Linked DNA regions of Homo sapiens: region 1 is linked to region 2. The links are chromatin loops, found by intact Hi-C in ENCODE. Cell type or tissue: PC-3. All regions are shown on one strand. Links, peaks and the distances in the headings refer to the core of each region. The heading gives the core; the rest is flanking DNA. Region 1 overlaps ROBO1 (roundabout guidance receptor 1). Region 2 overlaps ROBO1 (roundabout guidance receptor 1).

Region 1 (2,819 bases), core at 89-2,588, 49 kb after region 2:
CCAGAGAAACACACTCAATAGCATATAGAGATAATAAGAAGAGATTTATTATAAGTATTGGTATGGGGGGGTCAAGAATTCCCACCATCTGCCATCTACAAGGTGAAGAACCAGCAAAACAGGTGGTTTAATTCAGTCTAAGAGCAAAATTCTAACATTGGGGGAGCAGGAAAAGATGTGTGTCCCAGCTCCAGAAGAGACAGCACATTTGCCTTTTTTCTACCTGGACCCTCAACGGATTGGATGACGCCAGCCCACATTGGTGAAGGCATGTCTTCTTTACTCAGTTAACAGTATCAAATGCTAATCTCTTCCAGAAACACCGTCACAGACACTCCCAGAAATACATGTTGCCCATTGTCTGGACATCCCCTAACCCACTCAAATGGACACATAAAATTCACCATCACAGAAACCTTGATGTTCTTGTAACATTTTCTGTGTGAGTGAATTAAGTGCTCATCCTGATACACACCAGTTGTTGAATCCTAGGCAAATTGCCTAACTTCTCTGAGATTCAGAGTTCTCATCTGTTGAAAAATGAGTGTACATGTAATACAAATATCCGTCAGCTAATAGGAAAATAAACTAATGAATAAAATAGTTGAATTCCCAAGAAAGTGGGTGTGGATTATGGGGTGCTTATGCAAATACAGTTGTTGTTACTGTTTCTATGATTGTTTTTCTCAGCTTCTTCCAAAACTAAATTAAAAATTCATCAGGTCCCTGTTAATTGTTATTTTGTCCATAGAGATTTGACATTTTTTATAGCTGATTAATGTGAAGTTTGGTTATTGTTTTACTTTAACATAATTACTATCCCTCCCTGCTATGTTCAATGCTGCTAAATTTCCTGATAGAATGAATAACATTGAATCCCATCACTGCCTGTTCCATGTAGTCCATATAGTGGAACAATTGAATTAACTGAATATAAACAAATTTAGATATACTGTACTCAGAAATAACTTCAATATAATTTAATCTGGAAAAAATGGATCAGCAGGCGTAATCCACAAAAAGAAATGTGCATTTGATAATTTTCTAACATGTGAATTAGCAACTTTGAAAATAATCAAGATACATGCCAATCTTAATGTAACATACTGTGTGAATGTATGACTGTTTTTTTGAGACAGGGTCTCATTATGTCACCCAGGTTAGCGTGCAGTGGCACAATCATGGCTCACTGCAGCATTGACCACCTGGGCTGAAGCAATCCTCTCCCTTCAGCCTCCCAAGTAGCTCTACAGAAGCATGCCACCATGCCTGCCTAATTTCTTTTCTTTCCTTTTTTTTTTTTTTTTTTTTTGGAGAGATGAGGTCTCACTATGTTGTCCAGACTCGTGTGTGTGTGTCTGTGTGTGTGTGTGTGTGTATGTGTGTGTTTAATGAACCATTAGATAATTATTTCATATTGTAAAATTAAAATTTAGGTAAAAGTGAAACAATATAGCTTACTGTAGACTTTATTGCCAGTAGGGGATAAACTTTTAAAAACTTGCATTCAAAAACACCTCTGGAGGAAAGAAGGCCTACTTTGTAAATCTGTGGTTTCCATAAATAGAGTTCACTATGTTTAACTTTCTGTCAGCGTATGAGATCTTTGTGTGAGATCCATAGGATTTTTTGGAGCTCGTATGATAGCTAGGCATAAAATAAGTAATGAGAGAAAAAACTGGGTCCTTCAGTTCTGAATTTCCTTTCTTTGATGTAGACTTCATTTAAATCATTTGTTGGAACAGCTTCCTTAAGTTGCTGATTTGAGAAAATCTGGCAATATAATAGTGCATTGTTTCTGACCATTAACGTGGTTATTTGAGTCAAAGCCAAAACTAATAGTGTCAAGGGACCTTTTTGCAGAGTCAGCTTAGGTTTAGTATAATCCAAGATCTTGGTTGAGAACTGTGAGTTCATCAACATTTTGATGAAACACATATTATGAGACCCCCCCAAGGCTTTATTTGACAATTTTAAGAACCTTGATATGTGTGTGCTGCTTTTGCCAGACTCTGACAAGACATAGCAAACTGGATCTTTAGGGAATGATTCTTAATGACATATGGCAATAATCCACAGATGCCCACTAAAGTCACTAGTGCTACAGTAAGCAGTGCTTCAGGGGTTGGAGGATTTTATATATATATATGTGTGTGTGTGTAAAATGGTGGTAAATATATATATTAAATTTATATATATTGGGTAGATATATGTATATACACACATATTCAATGTAATATATATTTACCACTGCTTGTATGTATGGATACTCTTAATACTAATCTCAAGAGTCTTATTCAAAATGCTACCCTTAAGGGATTTGTTGTGGAGGTTTGTGTGTCTTTCTTCTCCTTCTCCTCCTCATCCTCCTCCTCCTCTTCCTCTTGTTTATTTTGTAGTTAAAATAAGGATTAAAAAATTTTCAACTGAGGACTAGGGGGGCTGATGGGGAAAGAGATTTGTTATGGTAAAAAGAAAACCAAAAAAGACAAGATGTGATGGAAACTTTTGAAGAATCAGTACTGCCAGTTGAGCTCTTTGTGAGCAGGCTGCAAGTAAAATGCCATCACCCAAGAGATTTAATGAAGTCCCACTACAGAATTTAACAAGAGAGTGATTTGTGAGAATAACTCCCTCTCCTAACTGTTCTGATCCAGTGGCGTAAATAAGATGCTGAGCACCACTCCTGCTGGGTTTTTTAATGCTGTTTCATTTGATTGAGACCCAGTAGCTTTTTGGCCTATGATTCTTGGCTGTTTTGTTTTGTTTTGTTTTGTTTTTCCCTAGAGGAATAAAGTAAAGAACTTCTTGTGTACTTA
Region 2 (2,819 bases), core at 224-2,723:
TCATGTCTCAAAGTGGCCTCAATCTCCCAGGCTCAAGCGATCCTCCTACCTCAGTCTCCCCACTAGCCAGAACCACTGGTGAGCACCACCATGCCTAGCTAATTTTGTACATTTTGTTTTTTGTAGAGACAGTGTCTCACTATGTTTCGCAGGCTGGTCTCCAACTCCTGGGCTCAGGCCATCCTCCAGCATCTGCCTCCAAAATGCTGGGATTATGCGCTGAGCCACCACACCTGGCCTCCACGTCCATTATTACTTCCCTCTCCATTTCATTCACAGAGCAGCTAGAATGAACACTGAAGTATGAGAATTTCATTATAACACTATGTTGCTTAAGACTCCAGTGGCTTCTCATTGGAATTAAAATAAAAGCTTACCCTTGCTCATGGCTGCTGTGCATAGCAAATCTGGTCCCTGTCGTCCCTACCAAGGTTGTCTTGTTTTGCTCTCCACCGGTACCACTACACGGCATCCAAGGCTTTTCCAGTGTACCAGGATTTTTCCTCACCTGAAGTATTTCCTGTGCCTGCAATGCACTTCCCGAGGATAAGTTTTACTCATTACTCAGGCTTCACCTTAACTGTTACTTCCTTACTATTCCCTCACCTCCAATTTAAATTATGTTTCTCATTATTCTCTCACACAGCCTCCTATACCTTCCTTCATGACATGTATCACAATTATAGTTGTATATGTATGTGTTTATTTGAATATGTGTGTCTACCTCCCTATACCCCAAGCACTACAACTATAGAACTCCCGCCAATGCAAGCCACCATTTAAAATCTACTACTTAGCATATTGGAAAGTGTAGTAAACATTTACTGGATACCTCCTGTGTCTTGGATGTTGTCCTGGGCACTGGAAATACTAGGGGATAATCACAAATTCCCTGTTCTCATGGAGCTGACCTTCAGATACAAAGAGCCAGGCAATAAATACAGAAGCATATTTCTTTGATTGAGGACTCTTGCTGCAAGGCTACATAAAAAGTTGGATTTTACAAAAGAAAGAATGCATGCTTGTCTTGCCCTAATCAGGGTCCCGTAGCTCAGATATCCTCATTTTGTCTGTGTTTTTTTAACCCTGCCAGGCTACTCCTGAGTGTGACTTTTGCTCTGGCACTTTAAAACCCTCATCAATGGCATTCTTTGTCCTCCTTTCCATTTGTACTGGCAGCTGAGAAATTTGGCAATTCCTTACATAGTGACTAATAGCAATACTTCTTTGCAGATGTAATGCACCATATAAATGGCAAGTCCTGTATAAACATTAAATAATTAGCTTTCATAATAACCCTATCAAGATAGAGTGTAAAACTCTCTGTTTTTTATGGAAATAACTGAGTCATTGTGAACGTACCTGTTAAAATCACAGAATAGTGAAAGAATCTGTGTTGTGATTCTGACATTCTAGACTTCTGTTTCTGATTCATAAATAAACACATCTACAAATATTACTGTATAAAATGATGTCCTGTAAAAAGTGAACTTTTAAAATAAATCTATCATTTATAGGTTATTTTAAAGTGTATAAAATGCAAACATACAGTAAGTTACTGACTTTAAGTTAGAACATATGATTTTAGCCATTTGACTTACTTTGGTGATACATTTTAAAATGATCTACCAGACTTTCAAGTCCACTGAATATTAACTATTTAAATGTTGATTCTAATGAGAACACATGGACACAGGTTGGGGAACAACACACATCAGGTCCAGTTGAGGGGCAGAGAAGGGCAAGGGGAAGGAGAGCATTAGGACAAATAGCTAACGCGTGTGGAGCTTAAAACCTAGATGTCAGGTCGATAGGTGCAGCCAACCACCATGGCACATGTATACCTATGTAAGAAACCTACACACTCTCCACTTGTATCCCAGAACTTAAAGTCAAATTAAAAAAAAATTGATCCTTACTGATGTACACTTTTCTCTAGAACACATTACAAATTTTAACTGAAACCTACTATGCCAAACTTACCTTCTCTTTGTCCTGAAGACTTAGTGCTGTTGGAATAAGCACTAGGGAGTATTTTGCACGGCAGTACAGGAAGTGTCATTATGATGTTCATATTTCTGCAAAATGTGAATGTGGTTTAAGCTTGAACCCAATCTGGATGTAATTCTAACAATTAAAAGACCAGAGACAACATGGCCCCGTTTCTACAGCCCAGCAGATTGCAGAAACATACAACTGTATTTAAGTTAGCTTGCTTCTCCATCATACAGTATGTAAATAAACAATTTGCTAGTAATTGTTTTTATTCTGGTAATTCTTCTCATTTTATCTGCAATGCCTTGTGTTCATTCATGTTACGTTGTTATCATATAATGTTGAGTGATATTTGCCATCCATCCGCTATATCAGATTTTCAGAATGTACAATTTTTGAATAAAAGTACTCCTTTCCTAGGTTAGGACATAAGAGTTTTGTCCAATCTTCAAAAGTGCTTCTACCAGCATATTTTCTTCCAGGGTCCTAAGCAAAGCATAATTTAAGGTTTAAAAACAAAGTTGCATGATATAAGAAAAATACAAGTAGAAGACATACTTATTGTAGAATATTCCTAGATATATTCAGTGTCAAATTTTAAAAATTAAATGAGTACCTTTAGGAAACTTTATACAGAATTGATGTTCACATGCATCTTTTTTAGAAACAAATTCCTTAGCTTTAGAAGATGGTGTTGTAAGATGGATAATATTTGATGGAATATTATTTTACTTGTTATTATTTTAGTTTTCCTCTTCAATGGTTTATCTTTCTGTACATTTATCCTTTTGTTGGAATATTTTTTAAAGTTTGAAATTATTTAA

The links. Hi-C counts contacts between places; a loop is a spot of excess contacts. Peaks named below come from ENCODE experiments on the same cell type or tissue, not always from the same donor. Only the 100,000 strongest peaks of a DNase experiment are listed, where the experiment ranks them.
Region 1: a loop joins it to region 2, with 4 times the contacts of the local background. A loop is called at or near these places in 1 of 110 quality-filtered maps.

Annotation. Positions count from the first base shown.
Region 1 is chr3:78,703,155-78,705,973 of GRCh38, reverse strand. All of the region lies in intron 8 of ROBO1 (roundabout guidance receptor 1), which reads left to right. Among named protein-coding and RNA genes, the nearest start is that of LINC02077, 660 kb to the right of the region's middle. In PC-3, for the core only: no CTCF peak of the experiment used is centred there; no DNase peak of the experiment used is centred there.
Region 2 is chr3:78,752,608-78,755,426 of GRCh38, reverse strand. The region is part of intron 4 of ROBO1 (roundabout guidance receptor 1); the gene reads left to right. Among named protein-coding and RNA genes, the nearest start is that of LINC02077, 710 kb to the right of the region's middle. In PC-3, for the core only: no CTCF peak of the experiment used is centred there; a DNase peak (open chromatin) is centred at 1,166; H3K27ac peaks cover 1,113 bases.